Regions from separate parts of the Homo sapiens genome. Here region 2 is linked to region 1. Evidence: read pairs that join two places in POLR2A ChIA-PET (ENCODE). Cell type or tissue: PC-9. All regions are shown on one strand. Links, peaks and the distances in the headings refer to the core of each region. The heading gives the core; the rest is flanking DNA. Region 1 holds the start of NAT16 (N-acetyltransferase 16 (putative)). Region 2 has its middle 16 kb from the start of LNCPRESS1.

Region 1 (15,330 bases), core at 1,864-9,863:
GAATGACAATGACACACGCCAGACACACACGAACTGCGGACATAGGGGTGCTCGTGGGCACACGCAGGGCACCCGCACCCTGAGACTCTGGAAACCAAGGTCAGGGCTGTCTGTCAGGGTCTTAGAGACTCTTTCAGAAACGGTCCTCGCCCCCCTCCTCACCTCTTCCTGGCACTGACCCTCCTTCTAACCTCCCCCTCCCTACACACACACTCACGTGCTTTCTCTCTATAACCAGCAGTGGCTTCTCGCTTCCATCAGTGGCTCGACTTTCCCAGAAGAAAGCCCATCAGCTCTGCGGGGAAAGAAATGGGGAGGAGTGGAGAGGGAGAAAAGAGAGAAGAGATGGGGGCAGGGGAGGAGGAAGGAATGAAGGGATCTGGAACAGGTAGAAGGAGCAGGCTAAAGGAGAAAAAAAAACTGAGAACCAAGGTGACAGTGGAGATTCCAAAGAAAGGAGGGAAAAGAGGGGGTAGGAGACCCCGAGGCGATGCCTCCCATCCCCACGCACAACTAACCACGGCCTCCCCTCCTTCCTCTCCCCGCCCCCATGTCCCCTTCATCTTCCCAGCCTGGATACAGAGAGCAGTGGGATGGGGAGGGGGTCACGTTACCTTCCTGAGGAGGATGAATCAGAGAGAGATGGCTCAGACATCTGGAGAGGGGGAGGGGAAGCCATCCAAGAGAGAAGGGAGAGGGGAGGGAGGGAGCCAAGGGGGCTGACTGAGTGGCTGATGGGGATCAGAGACCAAGTTGCAAGATGAGAGAAGACGGGCACCTGGAGAAACTGTATTTGCCTGTTGGCTTGTGTATGCACACACACCTGCGTGTACATGTACATGGCTTGTGCATGTGTGTTTATGTGTGTATGGAGATGAATGAGATACATGGCCGGGGCGGGGAGAAAAAGAAAGGGAATGGGGGGAAGCAATTGTGTATTTAATCAGATCAAGAGTGGATGGGCATGGTAGTGTTTCCAATTTAACTATGTGATGTTCTATTCCAGTCTGTGTGGCTGTGTTTGTGTTTGCTTCCAGGTGTGGGTGTGTGTGCACGCGCGCGTGTGTGTGTGCTGGGTTGTTTTTTTTTGTTTTTTTTTTTTATCTCTTCTGCATGCCTGTATGCCCATGCAGTTTGGAGTCTTTGAGCACACCCAGTTCTGGGCATCCGCTGGTGTCCAAAAAGTGTGCCTGGCTTGGTGGTACACAACAATGTGTGTGTAAGCACACACATGCCCCCACTCCACATCCCTCCCTTCCTCCACTTAAGCTCACAAGCCCAGGAGAGTTTCTCAGAAATCAGCATCCCCAAGGCTCCAGTCGTCCTGTCGTGAGGGAGCGGGGTGGATATGAATGCCTGGGGCACAAAAGGCTTGGAGATTCCACAATCTGGGTCTTGACTCTGTCTGCATGGTCTCTGGACTCATTCTGTTTCTGCCTCTCTCCATCCCAGTTCCCTACCTGGGTCAGCTCATTCACACACTACTCGCCTCTACTGGGGGTGAGCTGTGCCCTTCATACCCTGCTGCCTCTAGGGGCTTCTGGACTGGGCACAGGTTCTTGGGATAGGGAAAGGAGGGAGACAGTAGAAAAAGAAAGAGAAGTGAAGAGACTGGGAGAGACAGAGTGCTGGAAAAGGCAGAGCCCATATGGGGACCTAGTTGGGGATGCCTGGTATTGGTTCTGACTTGTTTGTGTGAATCCATCATCTCTCTTTGTATTTGTTTCTAAATCTCCCTCCAAGAGGGTAGCTGGAGAAGATGGGGTCCAGCATCGTAGGGTTCCAAGCTGAAGATGTGGAAAACCAGGAGAGTGGGGAAGAGCACTGGGTCTTTTCCCTGAGAAGGTCTGGGAGAGAAAGAGAGAGCAGGGGCTTGTGGACCCCGAAGCTCACCGGTCCCCTCTTCTCCTCCCCCTCCCCCCAACCGGTGACTCACCTCTGCAGCCTTTAACTGCGTCAGCCATGGTGGAGGGGCAGGCAGGGAGGGGGCACTTTATGAGAGGGGAAGGGGTCTCCACTTTGAACTTACAGAAGATGCTGAAGGCCCCCTGAAAATTGCCCCATTTAGAACACACTCTTGCCCTATCCTCTCCCCATCCCAGAGCTGGGGAATCCTGGGGAAGGGACTGAGGGGTGGGCTGGGGGCTACGGGAGGGTCTGGAATGATGAGTGATGGGAAGGGGGTGCCCACCCTGATTTTTAGTCCTGAGGTCCCATTCGCCCTCAGACCCCCACCCACTCCTGAGTGGGGGAGGGGAGACCCAGCAAGCGGGGGAGGGCAACGCCGCAGAGATGAGTCACCAAGAAAGAGAGAGAGAAAGAGACAGAGATGGGGAGAGACACGAAGAGAGAGCCACTGGAGAGACTAACACACACACACACACACACACTCAAATACACACACAGACACACACACACCATCAAGGTGGTATCCACCAAGAGAAAGAAAACCACTTCTGTCATCCTGAACCAGCCTCCTTCAACTTCCACCTGTCACACACATAACACACTGTCCTACAGAATCACACTGAGATTCGGAGACACACCCACTTACACAAACACAATGTCACACCTAGCCTAGCAGTTACCCAGACCTAGGCTGGAGATGTGTGCAGGGCAATGGAGGTGTGCTCTAAGTGTTCTCACTCATTCCTTTTACCAGGTGGAGGGAGGGGCGCCAAAACCCTCAAGGAATGCGACTTCAGAGACCCAAGACGCGGTTGCAGGGACTCACAGGCTGCGCTGTGCACACTCGACAATACACACAAGTCGCCTGCCTCCCCGTCCACACGCACATAGTAACATATCAAGCATCGTCCTCATCAAAAAGCAACAGAAAAAAAACCACTTGAGGTACCTGATTCTGGGGTACACCAGGCACGTTGTCCCGAATCCATCCCACCCAGACACCCCCTGACTCGTACACACATGTACAGAAACGCAGACACACAAAGACGCCCACGGACACACTCACACGGACGAAAACCACCTTGTGCTGCCTTGCCCGCGTCCGCGCACGTCCTGGCGCCCCCGTGTGTTACTTTGGGGGATCGCAGTCTCCGCCAATCCAGAGCAGGCTTCGCGGGGGCGGTGCCCAGGCTCTCTCCACCTCCTCCACCCACCACGGGTTGCCCACCTAGAAAAGGGGAAAGCGATACCGGCTGGCCACGGGCAAGTCTGGAACTGGGGGTTAGATGCCTGGATCCTGGCTGATGGAAGCTGGTCTTGGATGCCAAGTGGGACTTGGGAGAAGAACTCACAGAATTTGGGTAGCAGCCGACTCCCAGGTCCAGGGAAAAGCGAGGCCCAGGGCGAGTCAGGAGGCCGTGCTGCTGCCCACCTCGGTCCTGAGCAGCGGCTTCTTTCCTCCGCTTGGCAGGGGTGGGGTAGGGGCGCACAGCCAGCAGCCCTCCTCAGAACCCCTCTCCACCTCCCCCCTCTCCCCGGGAAGTCATTAGCCCCATTGCCACAGGGCTTAGAGATCCTCTCTGATACAGGCTGCTGGGGAAAGGGGAAGATAATGTGTCTCATTTCTCCCCATTGGGAAGTGAAACAGACACAGAGGGTGGCCAAAAGGTCCATTTTATTGTCATACAATCGTGGTCACCGTGACAAGGAGGGTGGCAGCGTGGCCAGGCACAGGATGCACCCAAGGAGAGCAGCACAGTAGCAAAACCAGAGCTGCGGAAAGTGGCGAAGCGGCGGCTGCCCCTACCCCCCACCTTGTCCACATTCTTCCACCTGCTGGTGTCCACCTCTGCCCACATCTCGGATCCCATCCCAGCGAACCCCAAACTCACTGTCAACATTCTCCTAGCACCTACGCATTGCCCAACAAGAAGTTCAAGCTAACATCATCCCACAGAGTGAAGTTCTAGGTCATGCTCTAGGCTTGGGACACCCGGGTTCTATTCGCTGGGAGGCTCCTAGCTACTTTGAATGACTTAGAAGTCACTTTGATCTTTCCCAGCCTTCTGTTTTCTCCCTCTGCCTTTGATGTGGGGAACCAGTATTGGAGACAGCGCTGTGCAGATGCAGCTGTTACTACTTGCAATTAAATAGAAGACTCTCAAAGTTCTAAAAGCATAAATGATCCAGAGAAAGGGAGTGGTGTCCAGAAATACCAGGAGGTGGGAATTCCAGTTGCACTAGAAGGCGGCCTGGTTGGAACCAGGAGACAGCCCCTATGCCAGGCTGAGGGACCCGCCCTCCACTGTACCAAACTCTTCAGCTAGAACCACACCACACACACACCACCACCACCACCACCACCCCGCCCGGCTCGGGTGAGCTGGGGCACGGGGGAGCCTGCGAAATAGCAAAGTTGTGCAAAGCAGGAGGAAACCCCAGTGAGAGAGGCAGGCTCAGAAAGTGCATCACCAGATGAACAAGGACCCAAATGGGGGAGCATTCTAAATACATTTCATTTTACAGTATCACTCTCTCTCTCTCTGGATTGCACACTGGGCTGGTGATGGGAAGGAAAACAGGGACAGAAAAATGGGCACTGCGGTGTTAAGCGTCGTAGAGATCCAGCGAGGATGAGGATGAGGGGCTAGAGAGAAGTGGGGAGAGGGCACTGATCTCTGGCACCAGAAGCTTGAGCAGGGGGAGGGGATTGGGGTGTGGAGGGCAATGCAGGACCAGTTTTTAGGGCTTTAGAAAGGGCAGAAGGAAGAAAAGAAACGCGGATTGGGCGGCTGCGCTCGGGAACGAGGCTGGGCATCCCACACACTCCTGAGTTCTTCCACCCACGAGGGGGCAGAAGGGAGAAGCCAGGAAAGGGGGAGTTCACGCCCCGGGTGAGGTGATGGAGAGGGAAGGAAGGACTCTGAAGCCTGTGCGGGGACCAGTTCTTTGGAAAAACAGAGGGTGGATAACAGCAGCTCAAGGCCCCCACCCCCAGCCCCCACCTAATAGTCCGCAAGTTCAGGTCAGGGAGTGGGCAATGGTGTTTGGGGGAGCTAGAGGCAAGATAGTAAGGGCAAAAGGGACAGAGTGGGGGGACCTGCGCCGGTAAGGGCAGGAGGGCAGGAGTCAGAGGGGACTTCCCAGGAGACGCAGCGTCGGAAATGGCAGGAAAGAGGCTGGCTGGGGAAACTGCGGAAGGGGGCGGGTCTTTTTCCCCCTCCCCGCCAGAGGAGAGGCCTCAGATGTCGGCCTCCAGCAGGTACTGTTCAGTATAACCCTTCACCAGCTCCAGTCCCAGCCCGACCTGGCAGAAGTCAGCCAGCTGTGACCACAGCTGGGGCTCCAGGAAGAGCTGGCACATGACGTTGAGGCCAACGAGGCGCGGGGCCTGGCGCTGCAGGTGCCACAGCAGCTGGCTCTGCACCTGCGCGCCGTCGCTACCGAAGGCGTCGATGTTGAGATAGCGCCAAGTGCCGTCCCCTCCGTGCGGGATGGGGAAGGGGCGCGTGCACAGCGTGAGCACGCGCGGGCGCGCGCGGCTGTCCACGCGCCACTCCAGGCCCTTGGCCGCCAGCAGGCGCAGGTTGCTTTCGCTAGGCCGGTAGGGCTGCCAGTCCTGGATGATGGTCCCGCCTGGAAGCACGTCGCGCTGCACGGAGGGTGACAGCAGGAGGCGTGCCACGTCGCCGCCTGCCTCGGACACGGCCTCGGTGGGCAGCGGCGAGAAGGTGCCAGAGGTCCGCAGCGCCGCCAGCCGCGCGCCCAGCCCGGCCAGCAGCGCGGACGCGTTGAATCGGACCAAAAGGATGCCCTGCGGGGGGCACGAGTGAGCGCGGGGAGGGGGGGCGCAGCAGGGCTGGCGAGCCCGGCGCCTCTCGGCAGGCATCTTCACTCCCACGTTCACGCCCACGGGCTCCCACCTGGGTCCCTCTGGAGGAGCGACCGTGAGGGCTCCGGGCCGAGTGGGGTATGGGAAAGCCTGGGTTTCAAGGGTACCAGACAGGGACCAGGGGCACGGGCTCCCAGTACGTGGATCCCCAAGAAGAGGTGGGATCAGTATGGAGTAGCCAGGGAACTGAGGGTACGGGTCCCCGGGTCTCCAGGGACGTGAAAGCCAGGGAGGCCGATCAGTCAGTAGGATTGGGAGGAGCAGAGGGAGGACAAAGGCTCAGAGGAGATGGCTTGGGGCCCTGAACAGAGGCAGGATCCTAGGGGAGGCAGGGTCCCCGAAGTTGGGAAGTAAGGACTAGGGTTTCAGGCTGGGAGTCGGGAGTTTGACTTCCCCTGGGTCAAAGGGTCTGGTAAGGACTGGGAGTCCCAGGGCAAGGCTCATGGGCCGCGCCACTCGGTAAAGCCCAGAGAGAGAGCAAGCCCGTGTTCTGCTGGGGGTGGGGAGGGTCTCCCCATATGCCCCAGCAGAGAGGCCCAGCCATCCGAGCTCCCTGTCCTTCTCACCTGCTTGGTGATTAGGCGGTATTTCTTCAGCTCCCGGGGGCCCAGCTGGTCGTCCCGGGTGAGCCGTGCCACCTTGACCCCCGGGTGCTGTCTCTTGACCAGCTGCGAGCAGAAGCGCTGCAGCAGCCCGGCCACGCCCTTCCCGCGCTCCCAGGGCGCCACGCGCAGCCCCTCCACCAGCACCGTCTCCCCGGCGTCGATCACGTTCACCGACTCCAGCGCGATCTGCGGACCGAGGCCGTTAGCGCGGGGCCCTCCCCGCCTGCGCCCCTGCCAGGGCTGTCGGTTCACTGGGCTCTCCTCTTCCCACACGCTGAGCACTCCGCGTCACCACCCGGGCACCAGGCCAGGCCTGGGGTAGCACGGCACTTGGGCCTCAGATTACAGAGCCGGCAGAACAGTCATTCGCCGGGGCTTCGTCCACCTTTTTATTTTTATTTATTTTAAATTTAGGACAGGGTCTCCTCACCCAGGCTGGAGCGCAGTGGTGCTATCACAGCTCACTGCAGCCTCAAACTCCTGGGCTCAAGCGATCCCCTACACCCCCAAGACTTCCTAGTAGCTGGGACAACAGGCACGCACCCCTACTCTCGGCTTTTTATTTATTTTTATTTTTTGGAGACAGGGGTCTCGCATGTTGCCCAGGCTGGTCTGGAACTCCTAGCCTCAAGTGATCCTCCTGCCTCGGCCTCCCAAAGAGCTGGGGTTACAGGAGTTAGCCGACGCGCCCGGCCCCTTCCACCTCTTGAGATGCTCCAGCTCCGAGTGTGTCAAGTTCCGGACCGCTCACCACGCCCCTTCCTTGGCTCCTCCCCCGGGAGTTTGCCACGCCCCACTTCCTCTTAGCTCCTCCCCCAGCCCAAATCTAAGCTCTTCCTGCTCCCACCCCTAGCCTACCCTCTCTCTCCTGCTCCCCACCTCCTTTGCTTTTACCCCCAGAAATTCCTCCGGTGGATCCTCGAACTTTCAAACGCTCACCTGTCCCTCTGGTTCCTCTGCTTTAGGAGTCCTCCACCCCACCCTCACTGACATAGCCCCTGGATCCGCACTGCACGCCCTGCACTTTGGTCCCAAAGCAGGCTCTATTTCCGCAGCCTCCAGAGGAAGGCTGGGGAGAAGCTCTCATCCTCCTCTTCCTAAGATCCACGCACCCGCAGGTGGCTTCACCCCATGTCACCTGGGCCGTGCCCCCGGGCTCACCACGCCTCCGTTGCGCTTGGCCAGCACCACCGTGCGGTCGGGGTCCCGGAGCCAGCTGTGGTAGCGGCTAGGAAGGTAGTCCAGGCCGCCGTAGATGCCCCCCGAGATGGCCAGCACTTCCTCAAACTCCCGTTCCGTGGCCACCACGAAGTCCAATGGCTCGGCCTCAGCCTCAGGCCCCGATCCCGACCTGGGCTCGGCCTCCACCTCCTGTGGCCGGGTTTCAGAGCTTGGCTCTGCATCTCGGGCAGTCTTCTTTTCCGGCTTAGGGACCTCTGAGGTGGCTGTGCCACAGCTGGCTTCCAGCTTCATGACCCTGCAGAAAAAAAGAGAATTCAGCACCTGGATCAGCCCCTTTGTTTCCACATCTGGGCCCCTGCACACAAACGGTCCTAATGCCCCTTCCTACACAAATAGCCTTTCTTTTTCTTTTCTTTTATTTATTTACTTATTTACTTATTTATTTATTTATTTTTTGAGACGGAGTCTCGTTCTGCCGCCCAGGCTGGAGTGCAGTGGCGCGATCTCGGCTCGCTGCAACCTCTGCCTCCCCGCTTCAAACTATTCTCCTGCCTTCACCTCCTGAGTTGCTGGGACTACAGGTACGTGCCACCATGCCTGGCTAATTTTTGTATTTTTAGTAGAGACGGAGCTTCACCATGTTGTCCAGGCTGATCTTGAATTCCTGACTTCAGGCGATCCTCCTACCTCAGCTTCCCAAAGTGCTGGGATTACAGGTGTGAGCCACCACATTGGCCCCTTTCTTCATTTCTTCTTCTTATTTTTTTTTTAATACAGATAGGGATCTCACTACTTTGCCCAGGCTGGTCTCGAACTCCTGGGTTCGAGATCCTCCTACCTTGGACTCCCAAAGTGCTGGGATTACAGGTGTGAGCCACTCTACCTGGCCCACACCCTTTCTTTTCTGCTGTCCACACAGACCCTGGGAGTGGAGGTCTCCCAGCTCCCTCCCTCTTCCCACCAGCTTTCAGAAATCTCAGCTCTACCCACCCCACTCTTATGGGATGCTCCCTAACAGTCAGAAACTTAGAACCCTGTGAGATCCCCATAGACCAGCCCCAGATCCAGGGACCCAGGCAAAAGAAAAAAGGCACTTGGGGGTAGTTTTAAAAAAAAAAAAGAAGAAGAAGGCTGGACACGGAAACTCATGCCTGTACTCCCAGCACTTTGGGAGGCCAAGGCAGGTGGACTGGTTGAGTCATGGAGTTTAAGAACAGCCTGGGCAATATAGTGAGACTCTGTCTATAAAAAAAATTAGCCAGGCATGGTGGTGCAGTGGGCCTGTAGTCCCAGCTGCTCTGAGGCTGAAGTGGGAGGATCGTTTGAGCCAAGGAGACAAAGGTTGCAGTGAGCCGGGATCACACCACCGCACTCCAGCCTGTGTGACAGAGAGAGAACCTGTGTCAAAAAAAAAAAAAAAGAGGCACACTCCTTCAAGGATCCCATCACCTCTCTAAGACCTCTGCAAGGACAACATGAGAAAGAAACTCCCACTGTCACCCCTCTGTCCACAAGAAAGTTCCCAGAGAACAGTGGAGGGCTCACCCTCACCCCATTTCCTGCCACTACCAGCTACAATCCCAGCCAGGGCCAAGGGGGAGGGTGTAGACCCCAAATATCCTCCATATTGCTGCCCCAGTTCCCTGTCCCCCCACCTCCACCTCTTGACATACACATTCAAATATAAACAAGATAGATAGCTCCACTAGAAAATGTCAAGCCAGCCTAGCATGGCGGCTCAGCCGAGGCGGGTAGATCACCTGAGGTCAGGAGTTCGAGACCAGCCTGGCCAGCGTGATGAAACCCCATCTCTACCAAAAATACAAAAATTAGCCAAGCATGGTGGTGGACACCTGTAATCCCAGCTACTAGGGAGGCTGAGGCACAAAAGTCACTTGAACCCGGGAGGTAGAGGTTGTAGTGAGCCTGAGCCGAGGTTGAGCCACTGCACTCCAGCCTGGGCAACAGAGTGAGACTCTGTCTCAAGAAAAAAAAAAAAAAAGAAGAAGAAAATGTCAAACCATTCTTTCTAAGCCAATCAATGCCCCCCGCCCCCGCCCCTTTCCTTCCTTCTGCCCCTCTTCCCCATAGGGAGACTTGGGCTCTGTCCACTCCAGGACTAGGAATTGTTTGAAAAGTGTTCTGTCGGAGCTCCACCAAAATGAAAGAGAAAGCCCCCTATCCAAGTCCCAGCAACTTCTATTTCTGGGCCTGTCTCTTCCAGATCAGCCAAATCAACCAATCAAATCCCCCCTCTCTCTTTCAGCCAATGATAATGCTCACCTCAGATAACCTACGTTAAGCCTCATTAACCAACATCCCAAGGGCACACAGACCAGCTATTCTGTGGGGGTGATATTGACTTATTGACTTAACTGGAATTTTTATTTTTTTTTTTAACAAAAGTCTTACCTAGGTTTGGGGAAGGTTGACCAGCAGTGGGACCAAGGAGTGGTTTGCACTTCCAAGCCATAAACAGAGCTTGCCTAAACGCGGTATGCTTGCTATACAAACCAAGCTTCAAGACAAGAGTTCTATCTCCCTCTTTGTTTTCTGATTCTTTCTCATCTGATTCCAACACCTGGAGATTACCTGGATATGGAGCCAGAATTATCAGAGAGGAGGAAGCCAGGCTCAGAGGATTTAGATCCTCTGCTGGGGCCATTAGAGACCATCAGGTTCAACCCATTCATTTCATAATCAAGGAGATTAAGAGCCTTGCCCGAGGTGACTCAGTCTGGGCAGAGCCAGGCTAAAAGTTAAGTTTCCTTGGCTTCCAGGCCAGGGGGGAGACCTCTTATTATTATTGTTGTTGCTTATTTGTTTATTTTATTTTGTTCTTTTGAGTCGGGGTCTCGCTCTGTCACCCAGGCCGGAGTGCAATGGCATCATCGTAGCTCACTGCAGCCTCAACCTCCTGGGCTCAAGCGATCCTCCCACCTTAGCCTCCCGAGTAGCTAGGACTACAGGCATGTGCCACCACACCTGGCTACTTTCTAAAATGTTTAATTTTTTGTAGAGATGGGGGTCCCACTATTTTGCCCAGGCTGGTCTTGAACTCCTGGGCTCAAGTGATCCTCCCACCTCCACTTCCCAAAGTGCTGGGATATTAGGTGTGAGCCACCATGCCCAGCCAAGATCTGTTTTTAGTGTATCTGGATCTCTGACCCCAGCCTGAAGAGCAAGGAGGGGAACTACTGGGTCCTTGAACAGGAGTTGAAGGGCCCAGGTGGGATAAGCTGATGAAGAACCAGAGATGCGGTTGCTAGGAACTCCCTCACTGTCTGGCCCACACTGTCAGCAATCCCTATGCCAACACACAAGCCTCCATGCCTGGAACCAGCCCAAGCCCCAGACCTCTTGCACCACGCTCTGAGGACAATGGGTCCCAGAGAACAGCAAGTTAGCTCCTGACTCCATCTGCAGCTCCAGGCAACATGAACCAGCTGTTCATGGGTCCCAGGAAAATGCAAGCTAGTGGTTCAGTGGTGCTTCCAGCAATACCCTCACTACCCCCAAAGGTGATAAGTTGTGAGCAACCGGTAGACTGGAACCCACCTGACTCATTCAAGACATTTGGCTCCAGTCTCCTTCCCTTGCTTACAGTGGGGAGACCCTTTCCAAATGGCATTTATACGTCTCAGATAAGGTTGTTTGTCGTGGGAGGTAAGGGTAGGGGTGGACGTGGGGAGTTCCCAGAGTCATGGGGAGGGAAGAACTTTCCAATGCATCCCCCATCTTTCAACCCAGGCACCACCTCTACCCCTGTTCCATTTTGGGGGACATGAACAAAGGTTCCCAGGTCCTTAAACCTTGGAGGAGGCGAGTAATAAAACAGGTCAGCGACTCCAGGCCAAGCCAAAGCTGTGGGCTAGCCTGTAACCCTTGCTTCACATGGTGACCACTTCCTACCCTCCAGTCCAGCACCCTCCAGCCTGGCTCCGTGGAACTCTTAACTCTCATCAGATGTCTAGGCAGAGGCGGAGGCAGCTGGTGAGTCCAGGGCACTGTCAGAAATGTAGTCCAGGTATCTCCTGGACCAAGCGCCCTCCTAAAAGAGGGACAGCATTTCTTGGCCGGGCGTGGTGGCTCATGCCTATAATCCCACCACTTTGGGAAGCCAAGGGAGGCGGATCATCTGAGGTCAGGAGTTGGAGACCAGCCTGACCAACATGGAGAAACCCTCTCTCTACTAAAAAAAAAAAAAAAAAAAAAAAATACAAAAGTAGCCGGGCGTGCTGGCGCATTCCTGTAATCCCAGCTACTCAGGAGGCTGAGGCAGGAGAATCGCTTCAACCCGGGAGGCCGAGATTGTGGTGAGCCGAGATCACGCTATTGCACTCCAGCCTGGGCAACAAGAGTGAAACGCTGTCAAAAAAAAAAAAAAAAAAAAAGAGGAATAACATTTCTCTCTTCATGTCTATCCCCACATCCTTGGGGACATTCTTTAAATCTCATAAATATGAATGATCTCTTTGGGGAGGGGGTGATCAGAGTCATAGCTGGGCATGATCGGAGTCAGAGCTGGGAATGCCGGCAGCCCACCCACCCGCACCCCACTCCCACCACACCCCACACACCTGAAATATCGATGCCCTTGAGGCCGATGGCTTCTTGACACTGGGGGAGGGAGGAGAGGGAGGGAAGGGAGAGCCCAGTCGCCGGAGAGGCGGAGACAAAGAAGGCAGCTGCACAAAGCGCCCAAAGATGAGAGCGAAAAGGACGGGAATGGAGGCAGAGAGCAGACAAAAGCGGACAGGAGATGCGGCCGCAGGGGACAGGCAGGGAAGCCGGAGGAGGCTTCGACACCGAATCACAGACATGACACCTCGTGACTCTGGGCCCAGCAGATGAAAAAAAAAAAATCCTAGCACGCACCCCCTCCCCTGGGACACTGTAAATAGAAAGCAGCGTGACACACCCCCTTCGCCCCGGGGTATGGGGGGCGGGGATCCGTGGAGGGGAAGGGGTCAAGGGGAAAAGAAAGTCAGAAAAAAGGCCGTAAGAGAACAACCTTGGAAACAGAGACGGGGAGAGGCGATGAAGTGGGGGCGGGAGAGAAGGCCTAGGGGGTGGGCAGAGGCAGGGGCCGAGGAAGATGGCCCAGCCAAAGGGGGTGGGGGGAGGGCCCCAGAGGGCCACAGTAGTGGAGAAGGGGGGGCTGTCCTGCAGGGTCTTCCCGAGTGAGGGTCTTCCCTCTGCCTCTACCCCGGATTGGGGGCTTGGGCTTGGGGGAGAGGGAGATTGCAAAGGGAGCGATCTGCTTGGCGGGGGTTCCCCTGGGCGCCGGACCCTGGGGACAGGTGGGAGCGACATGGCAACAGAGGGGGGCGGGGGAGCGCTTCTGGACACCTGAAGCGCAGCCTCTGACTCAGTTTTCTGGGTCTTCGGACTGGGAGGGGCTGGGCAGAAGGGGGCGCAGCCGCTTGGTCCCCCTGAGGGGCGGTGGCCTTCTGCTGCCCCATTCTGCGGTGGAGGAGCACGCTAGCCCCCTCCCCAGTCCCCAGGCCCGGCCGCCCCCCTACCTCGCCGGAGCCGGAGCTGGAGCCAGGGCCGAGATGCCGCAAAGCCAAGCGGGGCGGGCGGCGGGCGCAGACACCCCCGGTGCCAAGAGAGAGGTCCCTTTGGAGCCCCCAAGAGTCAAAGGAGGATGACGCGCGGGGACTCGGCCGCGCTGTCGGAGCCCGACTCTAACGTCGGTCAGCGCTGGGGCAGCGCCGCAGCTCCGTTGGCGACGCGGGCCGGGGCGCCCATCGGTTCAGGGGTTCGGGTGGCACGCGTGGCTCCCCCGGCGACGCTCCGGCGGCAGCTTCGAGGGGCGGAGACCCCGGCGACGCGGAAGAAACCCGGGACGGATCCGGAGCGGACTCGTGCCCTGCTGGCGGGGCCGGGGGTCGGGGTGCGCCCTGGGCAGCTGGGTGGCCTCAAGCCCTACTGGCGAGACTCCGCCCTGTGTCCCGGCTGGGGAGTGGGACTGAGGATGGTGGTGTCTCGGGTTTTGGTGGTGGTGATGCTGGTGTTGCTGGCTTAGTTATCTCCCCACCCCACGCCCAGCACCTCCGTTCTCTGTCCGGGGGTCCCCCACTGCCCTGAAGTACCCCTCCTCCAGGAGCCACCCCTCAATGGAATCTCCTCTCTCCATTATAAGAGCGGCTGGGAAGGGGACTCCGAGCCTTCGTCCCCGGAAACTGATAGAGGGAATCAGAAACCCTAGAACACCGGGAAGGCGAAGAGACATCAAGAGACAGAAGTTGAAAGGCTGAAAAGGGCAGAGGGAGGCCAAGATCTCTCCATCTTCTCACCACTGCGTGGGTGCCTGAGCACCCTGGTTCCCCGGGTGCACAAGGCCCCTAAATCCACAATGTACCCCACGGGACAGCAGGCAGAAAGACCTCCAGGTACACAGCGCACACCCAGGCACATTCACACAGACCTCTGCACTCAGGAGGCGCTGCACCCCACGCTGATCCTGGTGGCTGGGGAGGAAGAGGGAAGTGTGGAGCTGGGACCCGGGTGGGTGCAGCGCTGCCCCTGCTCTAATAAGGCGGTGGCCCAGGCTCTTAACTCCTACAAGGTTCTCCATCCCACCTATAAAGTGAGCTCAAGACTGGGTGCGGTGGCTCAAGCCTGTGATCCCAGCACTTTGGGAGGCCGAGGCGGGGGAATCACTTGAGGTCAGGAGTTCGAGACCAGCCTGGCCAACATGGTGAAACCCCGTCTCTACTAAAAATACAACAATTAGCCTGGCCTGGCCGGGCACGGTGGCTCATGCCTGTAATCCCAGCACTCTGGGAGGCCGAGGTGGGAGGATCACCTGAGGTCAGGAGTTCAAGACCAGCATGGCCAACATGGCGAAACCCCGTTTCTACTAAAAATACAAAAATCAGCCGGGCACAGTGGCCTGCACCTGTAATCTCAGCTACTTGGGAGGCTGAGGCAGGAGAATCGCTTGAACCCGGGAGGCAGAGATTGCAATGCGCCGAGATCGTGCCACTGCACTCCAGCCTGCGCGGCAGAGCGAGAATCCAACTCAAAATAAAATAAAATAATAAATAAAGTGAGATCAGAACACCTTCAGTTCTACCCTGTAAGGAGCCAGGAAAGTGATGGACAAAGCCCTTTAGCAACTGTAAACTGCTTTGGAGATGCAGGGAATAATTTTTTTTTTTTTTTTTTGAGAGGAGTCTCACTCTCGCCTAGGCTGGAGTGCAGTGGCGCGATCTCGGCTCACTGCAAGCTCTGCCTCCCGGGTTCATGCCATTCTCCTGCCTCAGCCTCCCCAGTAACTGGGACTACAGACGCCCGCCACCACCCCCGGCTAATTTTTTGTATTTTTAGTAGAGACGGGGTTTCACCGTGTTAGCCAGGATGGTCTCGATCTCCTGACCTCGTGATCCGCCCGCCTCGGCCTCCCAAAGTGCTGGGATTACAGGCGTGGGCCACCGTGCCCGGCCGATGCAGGGAATAATGTTAAGGCCTTTCAAGGTCTGCTGGAGTCCTCTCTCCAGGGGCCGCCCAGCTCTCATGCTCCCCCTACCCTCTCCCCCACCCCAAAATTCATTGTTCACCCATCTTATTCCATTTTTTCTTTCTTTACTTTCCGAGGTGATAACTTCATAATCAGGCAAACTGATCCCATTGGATGTGCCAATGCAATAAGAAGGAAGGTCATGTTCCTGGAATCCCACATACAGGAATTCCAACCGAGGGTTAAAGGGCTAAACAGGAATAACACCAAGGGTT
Region 2 (15,330 bases), core at 4,049-12,048, 110 kb after region 1:
ACTGAGGCAGGAGAATCACTTGAACCCGGGAGGCGGAGGTTGCAGTAAGCCAAGATTGTGCCATTGCACTCCAGCCTAGGCGACAGTGAGACAAAAAAAAAAAAAAAAAAAAAAAAAAAAAAAAAGAAGATGTCTGGAACTTTCCCAGATATCTCTTTCTTTCCTTGTCTGTGTCCCCTAGGCCTTGGGGTTAGGACTCAGAGCTGGGATTCCTCTGTAGGCAAGGACCAATCCTGATTCTTATTCCTTCCATATAAGCAATAATTCCATTTCTAATGTCTAAACTTAGGTTGATTTTCCACTGGGAGTTATAGCAAGAGCCACGGGTTTCTGAGAAGGGGTGAGGGATGCTTTAGGCTGCAATAGCAGAAATCTGCCTAGAAAATAAAGACACGTGACTTACAGATCAGAGACTGGAAGTGGGGGGTCCAGGATAGGTATGGTGGCTCAACGCTCTCATAGAGGACGTAGGCTCTGCCATCCTTAGTGTGTGGGCTTTTCCCCTTGGTCTTGTTGCCTCATGGTCTCAAGATGGTCCAGATCCCAGCCATCTCCCCATACTTTTGTTGTTGTTGTTGTTGTTGAGACAAAGTCTCACTCTATTGCCCAGGCTGGAATGTAGTGGCGTGATCTCAGCTCACTGCAACCTCTGCTGCCCGGGTTCAAGTGATTCTCCTGCCTCAGCCACCCAAGTAGCTGGGATTACAGGCACCTGCCACTGCGCCCAGCTAATTTTTGTTGTTTTTTTGTTTGTTTTTGTTTTTTGGAGACGGAGTGTTACTCTGTCACTCAGGCTAGAGTGCAGTGGCGCCATCCCGGCTCACTGCACCTCCGCCTCCGAGGTTCAAGTGATTCTCCAGCCTCATCCTCCTGAGTAGCTGGGATTACAGTCATGTGCCACCATGCCCTGCTAATTTTGTATATTTAGTAGAGACGGGGTTTCACCATGTTAGCCAGGCTGATCTCGAACTCCCGGCCTCAGGTGATCCGCCCACCTCGGCCTCCCAAAGTGCTGGGATTACAGGCGTGAGCCACCTCTCCTGGCAAGTGGGACGGCATGCTGCATGGGCCGGGAATCCCCATATGTTTCACCAGCACAGCTAAGTCATCTGCCCACTTTTAAGCCAACTGACAGCCAAGGGAACGAGCGGCAAACTGGCAGCAGTGACACCCACAGGCAGAAGGCAGCCCAGGGTTGGCTTGTCTCGGCCTTTTGTGGAGTCCCAACTCTGTTGTCACCCTCTCCTCCTTTATCCTCTTGCCAAAGCCAAGCTCATTTTCCCTCCACAATGAGGGGATTTTCTCCATGGTATAGCTGATTTTGGTTTTGCTTCAACGGCCAAGTTTCTTCTCCAGTGTAATTTCGGCCAGCACACTGGTCCGACCAGGCCCTACTTGCCCTCAGGACATCTTGTGGCTTACTAATTCTACTGTCTGCTTTTTCCGCCCCAGTTTCCAAAAGGGAATTGGCTGGCCTGGGTGACTTCCCTAAATTTTTGAGCCAGATGACTTCAAAAATCATTGGCCAGCCTATATGGGATCCTGGTCCAGTGAACTGTATATTTGGGGACTTGGTGGGTGGAAGAGAGGCAGGGTCACATGGTGTCACACAGCTGCCTGGGCAGCGGTTTCCATGGAGGGGCCAGGGGTAGCACAGGTGATGGTGCAATGGCCTAGGGCATCCATAGAGGGTTCTCAGAGCCCAATAACTGTACTAGACAACAAGGCTGCTCTGTCGGGAAGAGAGACCAAGTGGAAGAACATGAGGCACCAGTCACGTGACTGCAAAAGCCACTTTGGACATTTCAGCCCCAATAGCTGCTGCGAGAACAGGAGGCCTCAGACATAGTGGAGCAGAAATAAACCAGAATACAAGACTCACGAAACTGAGGGCATCATCACATTCTTGAGTCCGAACGGCCTCAAGGCTTCCATGGCTCGAGAACGTCCCCCAGTTCCCACAGCAGAAATTCCAGTGCCTGTGGGTAGAAAACTTGAGTTCCCTCATGAACATGGCTTTAATAGGGATTGGAAGTGTTTCTTGCCTACTAGACTTAGGATCTTGGGAAACTTTTTGGCTTTGACAGGCTGAAGAAGGGACTGTGGAGGTAGGACTATTTCTTTCTTATTCTTTTTCCTTTCTTTCTTTTTTTTTTTTTTTTGAGACGGAGTCTCGCTCTATCACCCAGGCTGGAGTGCAGTGGCACGATCTCAGCTCACTGCAACCTCCATCTCCCAGGTTCAAGCAATTCCAGGCAGGACTATTTCAAGATAGCCATGTAACAGACAGAAAACGGGCTGGTTCTTCCAGCAAATGGAATTTTAAAATTCCTCAATGGGGCCGGGCGCGGTGGCTGACACCTGTAATCCCAGCATTTTGGGAGGCCAAGGCGGGCGGATCTTGAGGTCAGGAGATCGAGACCATCCTGGCTAACATGGTGAAACCCCATCTCTACTAAACATACAAAAAATTACCTGGGCATAGTGGTACGCACCTGTAGTCCCAGCTACTTGGGAGGCTGAGGCAGGAGGAGAATCGCTTGAACCCGGGAGGTGGAGGTTGTAGTGAGCCGAGTTCATGCCACTGCACTCCAGCCTGGGAGACAGAGCAAGACTCCGTCTCAAAAAAAAAAAAAAATTAGCCAGGTATGGTGATGTGTGCCTGTAGTCCCAGCTACTCAGGAAGCTGAGATGGGAGGATCACTTGAGCCCAGGAGGTCAAGGCTGCAGTGAATTATAATCATGCCACTGCATTCCAGCCTGGGCAACAGAGCAAGACCCCATCTCTTAAAAAAAAAGAAAGTTACCACTTTGGGGAAATTGCAGACTCTAAGCCTAAACTCTACTGGCCCGATACACATGGCAAAATATTTGGTCAGGATTCTGGAAGAATATCAAAGAATTCACAGGGCAGAGGAAAGCTTTGAATATTATGAATGAGGGAAAATTTCCATTCATCTCATAATTCATACTAGAGAGACTCCCAATGAATGGCACCAGCGGAGGAAAATCCTCAGACGGAGGCAAGCAGTTATCGGAGATGCGAAAATCACAGGGGAGGACGTGGCACAGAATAGCGTGGAACCCACGTCACAGCTTGCGCCCAAGAGCATCACACGGGAGAGAACCTGCGTCCTCAATGAACGGCGTTCCAAAAAAGCACAACCGCACCAAGCATCAGATAAGCCATTCTGAGCTCAGTCTTTGGAATGTAATGAATTGGGGGTGGTGATCATTTGAGAAGAAATCAGCCCTTATTCATCAGCTGATGATTCCCACTGGAGAGAGGGCGGGTGCTCGTCACGGATGACGAAGCTCTGGGGGTGCTCCGATCACATATAACACAAGAGGCTGCAGAGGGGACCCAAGGGGGGCTGTCAGGGGGCCTCAGGGTACACGTGACATAAAACGGTTACAAGAGGAAAACATGATGAAAAGGGCAAATTTAGAAAGTGATTTCAGGCTGGGCACTGTGGCTCGCACCTGTAATCCCAGAACTTTGGGAGGCTGAGGTGCGGCGGGGCAGGGGAATCACTTGAGGCCAGGAGTTCAAGACAAGCCTGGGCAACATAGCAAGACCCCATCTCTACCAAAAATCAAACATAAATCAATAAAACATTTTTAAAAGCTTTTCTTTTTTGGAACTTGTCCTGTTAGCACCAGCAATGGCTGTGGGGAATGCAGACACCCTTTGGGGGAGTTTGCTCAGATGACACAGTCGTGCACATGTGATCCTTGGGGCAACTCACAGGGGTGCCCTAATGCCATGTACAAGAATCCAGGCCCAGGCCAGGCGCCGTGGCTCACGCCTGTAATCCAGCATTTTGGGAGGCTGAGGCGGGCAGATCACCTGAGGCCAGGTGTTCCAGACCAGCCTGGCCAACATGTTGAAACCCCGTCTCTACTAAAAATACAAAAATTAGCCATGCATGGTGGTGTGTGCCTGTAGTCCCAGATACTTGGGAGGCTGAAGCAGGAGAATCACTTGAACCCAGGAGGCAGAGGCGGAGGTTGCAGTGAGCCGAGATCACACCACTGCACTCCAGCCTGGGTGACAGAGTGAGAATCTGTCTCAAAAAAAAAAAAAAAGAGGCTCGTGGCCTCTGGGGAACACGCCCCATGAGAAACTGTGGTGGTGGCTGCTTCGTTCATTCCTTCATTCTTTTCATATCTTTGGAGCATCTGTTCTGTGCCTGGCACTACTCTGTGGGGGGATAGAGGACAGGGCAACCTTGGGGGTCAGAGGAGGGTCAGGGAAGTAGCAGCTGCTATTTCAGATTACAGGTGTGTGTGTGTCCCAAGGTTCCAGAGGGGAGGGAGCTTAGGTGGGGGCTCTGGGAAAGAGGGAGGAAGACCCTGATCTAATGACTGCCTACCACGTGTCAGGCTGGCAGGCGATGTCTCACAGCAACCCTGCAAGCTTGGTCCTGTTTTCTGCACTTTGCAAATGGAGAAAATAAGGCACATGTACAGCTGGTAAGTGGTAGAGTCGGTACTGAGACTGGGTTGGCCTCACTCCAAATCCCATTTCTCTTATTTATTTATTTATTTTTAATTTTTATTTTTTTCTGAGATGGAGTCTTGCTCTGTCACCCAGGCTGGAGTGCAGTGGCGTGATCTTGGCTCACTGCAACCTCCGCCTCCTGGGTTGAAGGATTCTCCTGCCTCAGCCTCCCAAGTAGCTTGGCTTACAGGTGTGTGCCACCAAGCCTGGCTAATTTTTGTATTTTTAGTAGAGACGGGTTTCACCATATTGTCCAGGCTGGTCTCAAACTCCTGACCCTCATGATCCACCCGCTTCGGCCTCCCAAAGTGCTGGGATTACAGGCATGAGCCACTGTGCCTGGCCTCTTTTTTTTTTTTAATTTTTTAGAGACAGGGTCTCACTCTGTCACCCAGGCTGGAGTGCACTGGCGTGATCACGGCTCACTGCAGCTTCAACCTTCTGGGTTCAAGCTATCCTCCTGCCTCAGCTTCCCGAGCAGCTGGGATTACAGGCATGCACCACCACACCTGGCTAATCTTTGTTTTTTGTAGAGATGGGGGTCTTACTATGTTTCCCAGGCTGGCCTCAAACTCCTGGCCTCAAGCAATCCTCCTGCCTCAGCCTCCTAAAGTGTTAGGATTACAGGTGTGTGCCACCGTGCCTGGCCCAAATCCCATTTCTTTCCACCATCACAAGGAACAGAACTAGTCCTTCAGCAGCACTGTTCCCTGGGATGTGTCTGCAGAGGCTTGGGAGACAATGAGAGGCACCCAGTGAACAGGGAGGAAAGGGGGTGGAAGGACATGTACTGGCTTTTGCAGACCCTCCTCAGGGAACAGTGAACACATTCATTCCTTCATTCACACATTTAGTCAGTTTTTTGCAGCAACAGGATCTCGTTCTGTCAGCCTGGCTGGAGTACAGTGGCACAATCATAGCTCACTGCACCCTTGAGCTCCTGGGTTCAAGCGACTGTCCCACCCTTGGCCTCCTGAGTAGCTAGGACTACAGGCCACGCCACCACACTTAGCTAAGTTTTTAATATTTTGAAGAGATGGGGTCTCACTATGTTGCCCAGGCTGGTCTCAAACTTCTGGCCTCAAGCGATCCTCCCACCATGGCCTCCCAAAGTGCTGAGATTACAGGTGTGAGCCACTGTACCTGGCCATATTTAGTAAAATCCTTACTGAGCCCTATGGGGTGCCAAGCACAGCGTCGAGGTGCTGGGGATATGCATGCGTGAGGCTGACACGTGCTTACCCTCATGGGGCTTCCATCTGAGAAGGCAGGCAGGCACTCCAGCACGCTAAGTGGTGTGACAGGGGCTCATTGGGCCCCATGGAAGCTCAGAGAATGACATAACACAGACTCGCAGCGTGGAGGGAGACTTCTGGGAAGAGATAACTCCTTATGAAAGGCTGGGAAGGCCAGGTGGGGTGGCTCATGCCTGTAATCCCAGCACTTTGGAAGGCCGAGGCGGGCAGATCATGAGATCGAGATCGAGACAATCCTGGCCAACATGGTGAAACCCCGTCTTCACTAAAAATACAAAAATTAGCTGGGTGTGGTGGCGCACACCTGTAGTACCAGCTACTCAGGAGGCTGAGGCAGGAGAATCGCTTGAACCTGGGAGGCAGAGGTTGCAGTGAGCAGAGATTGTGCCACTCTGCCCTTCAGCCTGGGCCACAGAGTGAGACTCCATTTTTTTTAAGAGAAAAGAAAAGAAAAGAAAAAAGGAAAGAAGGAAGGAAGGAAGAAAGGAAGGAAGGAAGGAAGGAAGGAAGGAAGGAAGGAAGAAAGAAAGAAAGAAAGAAAGAAAGAAAGAAAGAAAGAAAGAAAGAAAGAAAGAGAAAGAAAGAAAGAAAGAAAATGCTGGGAAGAGCCTTCTGGAAAGGTGCATGCAGGAGGGTCTGCTGGTGGCAGAGCTGAGTGATCGCAAACGCAGCTGACATGAGCCCAGTGCTGTCTGGTAACAGTATGTGGGGTGGCGGGTGGCAAGGAAAAAGGCCGGAAGCGAGACCAGGGCATCCGGGGCCCAACAGGCCTTATAAGGAGTTCAGACTGGGTCCTAGGCAATGATGGGAAACCGGTGAAGGGTGTGAAGCTGGGGGTGATGACCCGTGAAGCCCGAGGCTGCAACACAAGGGGAGAGCTGTCCAAAGGTTCGCCAAATTCTGGCCGGGCGCGACGGCTCACGCCTGTAATCCCAGCACTTTGGGAGGTGGAGGCTGGTGTATCACCTGAGGTCAGGAGTTCGCGACCAGCCTGGCCAAGGTGGTGAAACCCCATCTCTACTAAAAATACAAAAATTAGTTGGGCATGGTGGCGCATGCCTGTAGTCCCAAATACTCGGGAAGCTGAGGCAGGAGAATCGCTTGAACCTGGGAGGCGGAGGTTGCAGTGAGCTGAGATCGCACCACTGCACTGCACTCCAGCCTGGCGACAGGGCGAGAATCTGTCTCCAAAACAAACAAACAAACAAAAAAACAATCAGCCAGGCATGGTGGTGGGTGCCTGTAATCCCAGCTACTTGGCTGAGGCACGAGAATCGCTTGAACCCAGGAGGCAGAGGTTGCAGTGAGGCGAGATTACACCATTGCACTCCAGCCTGGGCAACAGAGCAAGACTCCATCTCAAAACAAAAACAAAACAAAAAAACAAAAGAAAAAGCTGTACGCAGGAAGGTCTGTGGGTGGCAGAGGTGAGTGATCGTAATCGCAGCTGACATAAGCCCACTGCTGTCCAAAAACAGAGGCTGTGGGGTGGCAGGCGGCAGGGAAGGAGGCTGGAAGCTGGACCAGGGCATCCTGGGCCCGACAGGCCTTATGGGTCCTGGGCAATGATGGGATATTGGTGAAGAGTGTGAGGCTGGGGGCGATGGCCTGTGAAGCTGGAGGCTGCAACACAAGGGCAGAGCTGTCCAGAGATTTGCCAAATTCGGGCAGAACGATGCAAGAGTGAGCATGTGAGTTCTGTCTTTTTTCCCTCATGAACCAAGGTTTCCAAGAGGCGCACTGAGCAGTGAGCAGGAAAGCTAGGAGCGACTAAGGGTGATCCGAGTGGGAGCTGCCAGCACCAGGTGCCAGAGCTGCGGTTTCCAGCTTTGGGGCCAACGTTCTTAAGCACACATCCCCCTCTTGTGGTCGAGAGCGGTATTGCCGCTGAAGAGAAAGGCTAGAGACCTCCTCCAGGTTCTCATCCTGAAAACCCCAAGGTATAGGCCAGGGGCTGCATCTACGTTGTGAACCCCACGAGATTTCCCACTTCTTTTTAAGAAAGATCTGATTGCTGGGCGCGGTGGCTCATGCCTGAAATCCCAGCACTTTGGGAGGCCGAGGCGGGCGGATCACAAGGTCAGGAGATCGAGACCATCCTGGCTAACACGGTGAAACCCCGTTTTTACTAAAAATACAAAAAATTAGCCGGGCGTGGTGGCGGGCGCCTGTAGTCCCAGCTACTCGGGAGGCTGAGGCAGGAGAATGGCGTGTACCCGGGAGGCAGAGTTTGCAGCGAGCCGAGACTGCGCCACTGCACTGCAGCCTGGGCGACAGAGCGAGACTCCGTCTCAAAAAAAAAGAAAAAGAAAAATCTGTTTTAGGCCGGGTGCGGTGGCTCACGCCTGTAATCCCAGCACTTTGGGAGTCCGTGGCGGGCGGATCATTTGATGTCAAGAGTTCGAGAGCAGCCTGGCCAATATGGTGAAACCCCGTCTCTACTAAAAATACAAAAATTAGCCGGGTGTGGTGGCGGGCGCCTGTAATCCCAGCTACTCTAGAGGCTGAGGCAGGAGAATTGCTCGAACCCGGGAGGCAGAGGTTGCAGTGACCTGAGATCGCACCATTGCACTCCAGCCTCTCCATAGACTCCATCTCAAAAAAAAAAAAAAAAAAAAAAAAAAAAAAAAAATTCTGATTAATGGGGAAAATCTCCATGTATGTATACTTAGAAAAAAATGCTAGAAAGACACTGAAACGTTACCAGAAATTCTTTCAAGAATATGTGACTAATTTTTTTCACTTTCTTTATATGTATTTCAAAATGTTCTATTTCATGCCTGACTTTTGTTGATAAGACAAAAAATGTATTATGATTTAAAAAAAAAGAAAGGCCGGGTGCGGTGGCTCACGCCTGTAATCCCAGCACTTTGGGAGGATGAGGCGGATGGATCACGAGGTCAGCAAATCGAGACCATCCTGGCTAACACAGTGAAACCCTGTCTCTAATAAAAATAGAAAAAAATTTAGCTGGGCGTCGGGGCGGGCGCCTGTAGTCCCAGCTACTTGGGAGGCTGAGGCAGGAGAATGGCGTGAACCCGGGAGGCAGAGCTTGCAGTGAGCCGAGATGGCGCCACTGCACTCCAGCCTGCGCGACAGAGCGAGACTTCGTCTCAAAATAAATAAATAAAATAAAGAATAAAATAAAGAAAAAAAAAAAAAAGAAAAGAGGCCAGGTGCGGTGGCTCACGCCTGTAATCTCAGCACCTTGGGAGGCCGAGGCGGGTGCATCACGAGGTCAGGAGTTTGAGACCAGCCTGAACAACATGATGAAATCCCATCTCTCTACTAAAAATACAAAAATGAGTCAGGCTTGGTGGCGCGCGCCTATAATCCCAGCTATTTAGAGGCTAAGGCAGAAGAATTGCTTGAACCCGGGAGGCAGAGGTTGCAGTGAGCCGAGATCGCGCCATTGCACTCCAGCCTGGGCAACAGAGCAAGACTGCTCAAAAAAAAAAAAAAAATTTGGCTGGGCGCGGTGGCTCAGGCCTGTAATCCCAGCACTTTGGGAGGTCGAGGCGGGCAGATCACCTGAGATCAGGAGTTCGAGACCAGCCTGACCAACATGGAGAAACCCAGTCTCTACTAAAAGTACAAAATTAGCCGGGCATGGTGGCACATGCCTGTAATCCCAGCTATTCCGGAGGCTGAGGCAGGAGAACCACTTGAACCCAGGAGGCAGAGGTTGTGGTGAGCCGATTGCCCCATTGCACTTCAGCTTGGGCAACAAGAGCGAAACTCCCCCCCCAACCCCCGCCCCCCAAAAAAAAGAAAGAAAGAAAGAAAGAAAAGAGACCAGGCATGGTGGCTCATGCTTGTAGTCTCAGCACTTTGGGAGGCCGAGTGGGGAAGATGTTGTGAGGCCAGGAGTTTGAGACCAGCATGGACAACATAGCCAGATCCATGTCTCAAAAAAAAAAAAAGAAAAAAAGAAAGAAAGAAAAAGAAAAGAAAAAGAAAAAAGAGCAGAAGTGACAGACAAGTGGCCCGAGAGGGGACTAAGGTGGAGGCAGGTCCTGGTGAGGAGCCGCTGCCTAGCCATCTCCCGCACTCTTCCAAACCTGGTGGTGACAACACCACGCCAGGCTTCCCGAAGGACACCCTCCCCGTGTGCCTCTCCAGACACATCCTTCGTGTCCCTTCAGCTCACACATATGTGGCCTCTCTCGGCCATGACCTTGGCAGTCCCTGCCCCTAGGCCTTTTTCTCACGTGCTCCCCTTCCCCTCAAAGTCAAAGCCCTCTGACCTGGTCACACTGGTGGGCCTGACCTCCAGTTCTGGGCGATCTAGAGGTCTATTTTTTTTTTTTTTTTTTTTTTTTTTTGTGAGACAGTCTTGCTCTGTTGCCCAGGCTGGAGCAACCTCCGCCTCCCAGGTTCAAGTGATTCTCCTGCCTCAGCCTCCCGAGTAGCTGGGATTACAGGCACGTGCCACCATGCCCGGCTCATTTTTGTATTTTTAGTAAAGACGGGGTTTTACCATGTTGGCCAGGCTGGTCTCGAACTCCTGACCTCAGGTGATCCGAGGTCACTTGGCCTTCCAAAGTGCTGGGATTACAAGCATCAGCCACCGTGCCCGACCTGATCACTTCTTTCTTCCTTTCTGGTGTTTGATATCTTTATCCCAAATCTCTAAATTCCCAAACTTCTTGCCCATTAGCCACAACTCTCAGAAATGGACCTCATAGGGCAGGGGACACAGCCTCTTTGTTCTGATGATAAAAGCAGGTGTTTACCCAGCACTGGTTGGTGCTGTTGGCATAGACTCTGAAAGCTCTCAAGCTGTCTGGGCTCACATCCCAGGTTTCTCCCCACCCCCACCTGGTGTGTTGCATGAACTGGAGCCAGTCACCTCCCTGGGCCTCTATTTCCTCAGCTCTGAAACAGCAATGCGAACAGCACGGTTTCAGGGGGCTATTCTGGAGCATTATATATGCTCATAGATGGGCCTGGCACAAAGTAAGTGCTCAGTAAATGTCAGCTACTCTTATTTCCTAATACCCTGTATTCATCTCTTCATCCTCCTTCCTCGTAATTATCCACTTTGCCATTTCTATTCCTGTCCATCAAAGCTTCTCCCAGTGTCTTTCCTGATCACTTGTGCCCCCTCCTCTCCTACTGCTGACACGCACCCCGGGCCATTTTCCTTACCAAGACCTCCTATCCCTCATCCTTCAAATGTCTGCTTATCTCTTGCCTCCTTTGGGAAACCTTCAGATCCCATGTAGCACCTTGGGCATTTTTGTACTTAGAAGCCCATCTTTTGACACCCACTCCATGATAATTTAACACCAGCAGTTCACCAGGCCTGGGGTTGGCTGCCTTGGGGCTGGCAGTGTGGTTTAGGAGAAAGAACGCTGGGCCGGGGGCAGGGGGACCATCTCTGCACGGGGTCTGCCACCAGCTCCTCCGACCACAGTGCAGGTGGCCCTTCCTGGGTCTGCATCTTATGGTGAGGAGGAACTTTAGGGCTGCAGGGATCTCTAACAGCCTGTGGTTTTGAATGCAGCACTTCCTGAGCCCCCAGCATGGGCTACGGTGTGTGCTGCGTGCTTTTCTCTGTTCATTCCACAAATTTCAATTGAGCCAATATTGGCTGTACCCTGTCCTAGGTGATGGGGCTGCAAGGGAGATCAGGACAGACTGTGACATCCTTCATAGAACAGACATAGTTAAATATTACAGACTTGTTTGGAGGTAGGTCTCAGTGCTCCAATGTTTGCAGATTTTGACCAGATATTTTGGGAACATTTCACTGTCAACAGGTAGGACTGGCAGAGCCACCAGGTGAGCCCAGGTCTGAGTGACTTTGAGAGTGGCTCACTCTCCAGGCACCCTCCCTGGACAGGGGTGAGTCTGATGCCTTCTCGTGGGGAGATCAGCCTCCGACGGGTGGGGTGTGGAGGTGATAGGTCAGAGGTGCCTGGATAGGAAGTGACTCTGCCATCACTTCCTGTGTGAGCTGAGGCCTGGGATGAGGATGGGGCAATCGATGGGGAAGTGGGGAGCACTGTGCTGTGGGGTGGGCGGGATGCGGACATATCTGTGTTTCTGCTGTGTCTCCTGTTCCTCCTCTGGGATTGGGACTATTTCCATCCTGCTGACCCCTTGCCACTCACACTTGGGGGGCTGCCTCTTGGGTTAGACCTTCCACCCCCGCGGTCTGTTGTTCACTGACCGTTACTGTCATTGTAATACTCCATGATGTTGTTCAGGGTCTCCATAAAGATGTCCTCCCTGGCCTTCTGAACTTGGCTCTGCTTCTCCCAGTCCTCTACTCCTTCCACGTGTCTCCATGGTCCCAGGGGCTCAGGCTTCCTGTCTTCACTGTTGTAGTGGAAGAAGGCACGGCCATTGAGGAAGACAGTACCCTGCAGCCTGTGGGTGCCTTTGCCAGGCCTGGACAGCCCAGTGTAGAGATAGGTCAGAGAGTAATGACCTGCAAAAGAAAAGACTCTGAGGGCTGGGGTCCATGCAAGGGTGTCCCATTGTGGGGCTGCAGAGGGCCAGGAGGGGAGGCCTGGCCACTGGCCTCTTCCTCCCCAGCTCTCTCCTCTGCCATCAGCTTCACACCATTGGAGCCTCACTCAAGGAAACAGGCTCTACTTTCATGCTGGGGATGATATTTCAGAGACCATTCTGTGTCTTCACTACAGAAGTTAATCTGCTTGGCACAGAAGAAGATAACATTTCTCAGCCTCCTTATAGATAGATTGGAACCATACGACTGAGCTTTGTCAAACAAGAATGTGACTGGAAGTGACTGATGTCTTTCTTCTGGTCCAAGACCCTACCACCTGGCTTTCCCCTACTGTCTCTTATCCCTTTTGTTGATGACTATGGAGACCACAGGATGAAACAGAAGAGTCCCAAGATGCAAACAGCCCGGATCCCTGAGTCACCCTGTGGAGGAGAGGAACCTTGCCCAATCTGCATTGAACTTAACATGAGAAATAAACATTTCTAGTCTAACCGGACAAATACATATAGTTAGAAAGTGTAGGGAGGTGGATTTACTAGAAAACTCAAGAAGTGACCTAGAATGGATCAGCATAGGGTAAGGCTAGGAGACCTCTCGGAATTCCTGGCATTGTACCTTGCAGTTTGGTACAAGATGGAAGTTGAGAGAGTGGGACATTTCCACAATTAGTTCCATAGTTAATTTAGAATATAATTTACACGAGTGTTAGTAACGTTGGAGGTCATATGGCAGATTTCTAATTTAAGTACTGAAGTCATTCTTGCTCATGAATTTCTGAATGTGATTAGCTTTTAAATCAGTAGACCCTGAGTAAAACAGATTACCCTCTACAGTGTGGGTGAGCCTCATCTAATCAGTGGAAGGCATCAAGAGAAAAGGCTGAGGTCCCCCAGAGAAGAAAGAATTTTGCTTCCAGACTACCCTTGGACTCAGGACCGCAACACCAACTCTTTCCTGGGTCTCCAGCCTGCTGGCTTGCTTTGCTGATTTAGGACTTTTAGCCCTCAGAATTGTATGAGCCACAAGAAATATTAAATAAAACTCCTCCCTTTCTCTCTTTTGTATACACACACACGTATATAATTAGTGTATATACACAGTGTATATTCATATATACATATATGCATGTGTATACAATGTATATTAGTTTTGTTTCTCTGGAGAACCCCGAATAATTAAGATTTTGGTGCAGAATGGGATTAATATTGTAAATGTGATTATTATAAAACTAACATGAAACACCTATTCTGACAACTTGTAAATGTCATAAATTTTTAACTCACACAACTGAGAAGCCATTCGCTTCCATGTCTTTATCCTGCACATTCTCATGCCACAGCCTCCTTCCCCTATCCTAGAAGTGACTCTTGATCTCCCCAAGCTCCCACTGTCTTCTTTTCGGGCCACTAGCCTTCCAGACCCACTGCAGTGGTGTCTGAGTGTGGGATTTGGGCACGGGTTTCCTTCTAGCACCATCCCTCCAGCCGACCTCCCTTCCCACTTTCCCCTTGGGGCTGCTCTCTCTTTCCCTCAGCGTCAGGCAGGTGTACCCAGCCATCGGAAGGAGGGAAGGAACAGGAGCAGAAGCAGCTCCAGGCATGTGGTTCCTGCTCCGTCCTGGCTCTCCACCCCAAGCAGGTCGCTTGGTCTTTGGAGTCTTTGTTTTCACGTAAACTAAGGGGTTTTAGATTCAGATTCCTGAAGGTCTTATTTTGGGTGAGGGCAGAGGCTCCCTGAATGCTCCTGGAAGTGTGTGAGCTGAGGGAGTTGACAGCCTTGGGCACCCGTTCCTGCCGTATACCAGGGAATCCCAGCTGCATCCAGCCCTTCTCCCAGCCATATGTCCTGTTCCTCACCTCCTTCCAGTCCTCTCCAGCATCCATCCTTTGCTTTCCCTACTCACCATCTTGGGTCTCCTGGGGGATAGCAGGACCCAGAAGGTGCAGCAGAGACAGCAGGACAGGCACCATTCTTACCATTGTGTCTGCTTGGAGGGTTCTGGGCCGGAGGCACAGGTATTATCCTGGGTCCTGGGGCCATGCCCAGGGGAGGTGAATCTACAGGCCAATGGGAGTACCAGGCCGGGCTCCTCCCCTGACAGTAAGAAAGAAGTATGCACAAGCCAGGCTGGGCAGAGATTGTGACCAGTGAGTCTATACACAGGATATGCAAATTCAGAGCTGAGACAGTTGATCTCTGGACTGAGGCTTTGTGTGTGCCTGGGGCGGAAGGATGCCAGTGTGTGGGAGGTGTGTGTGATGGGTGGCAGGTGCCTGGGATGTGTCGCCCTTCCAGTCTATTATGACACCCTCTGGGGTCACTTGGGTGTTGTCAGACCACACTTCATCTCTGCCTTCTGGAAAAAGCCTCAACATGTCCAGGACGTGGACCTGGGTAGACCCCAGCTGGGGTGGGACCCTCACTCTCCTCCCACACCCGATCCTGCCAGAGCTGTCTGGAGGACATTCCCATTCCCATCTCTCCCTCTTTCCTTTAGGTGCCTGTGGAATCCCAGCCTTCCATGATGGAAGCAGAAATAGCCGCATCCTCCTTTTGCAGCCTCCCTGGCAATAGAAGGAGCAGGTGTGCACAGGGTTTATGCTCAGCAAGCCGAAGCTACTGCCTTGGATATCGGGTCAAGTGTTAGGGAAACAAAGAGGGGGGCACAGTGGACAATGTTTTCTGGTGGTCTTGGCAGGGGTTGCAACTGCCAGCTCCCGGGGCAGTGGGGCTGCAGTAGCTGCGGGGGGCGTCTTGAGCTTCAGTCCCCCGGGATGTTGTAGATCCCGTGCTGTGGCCTCTGCTGCCCCCTGCTGGCAGCTTCTGTGTGTTTACCAGGCCGGTTGCTGGTGTGATTTTGACTGTTGCGCTCCTCTGGAATTCTGAGCCTGGGTTCTCCATCCTTTCTGTGGATTCTGAGAGCTAACCAATAAATACGTTTATTTTCTGCTTAAGGTCAGAACTGCGTCAGAACTGCATGACGTTTCTAGTAACAAATGCTCCTGGCGGATGCGGAGATTGGTACAAGGATTGTTTCCAGGCAGTAGTTACTCAGGGAAATGGAGGGCTGGGAAGCTGAGATTGGTTAC

Evidence for each region. ChIA-PET counts read pairs that join two places held together with the same protein. Peaks named below come from ENCODE experiments on the same cell type or tissue, not always from the same donor. Only the 100,000 strongest peaks of a DNase experiment are listed, where the experiment ranks them.
Region 2: POLR2A ChIA-PET joins it to region 1 with 5 read pairs; 8 of 35 experiments call an interaction of 5 or more read pairs at or near these places.

Annotation. Positions count from the first base shown.
Region 1 is chr7:101,166,930-101,182,259 of GRCh38, forward strand. NAT16 (N-acetyltransferase 16 (putative)) reads right to left here and starts at 13,364. Exons shown (of 4, transcript NM_198571.3): 1 at 13,113-13,364; 2 at 7,567-7,882; 3 at 6,367-6,591; 4 at 3,567-5,722. The coding sequence starts at 7,878. The coding sequence ends at 5,150. It also overlaps a transcript of VGF not described here. RefSeq lists silencers at 1,885-2,055, 6,605-6,817, 13,239-13,533 and enhancers at 4,624-5,238, 5,239-5,852, 5,853-6,466, 7,117-7,622, 7,266-7,325 and 1 more. In PC-9, for the core only: CTCF peaks have their summits at 3,014 and 3,214; DNase peaks (open chromatin) are centred at 6,692 and 7,142; H3K4me3 peaks cover 1,202 bases; H3K27me3 peaks cover 5,326 bases.
Region 2 is chr7:101,275,545-101,290,874 of GRCh38, forward strand. It overlaps the pseudogene AZGP1P2. Among named protein-coding and RNA genes, the nearest start is that of LNCPRESS1, 16 kb to the right of the region's middle. RefSeq lists enhancers at 14,340-14,890, 15,025-15,134. In PC-9, for the core only: CTCF peaks have their summits at 7,637 (motif pointing left) and 7,840; a DNase peak (open chromatin) is centred at 7,597; H3K27me3 peaks cover 681 bases.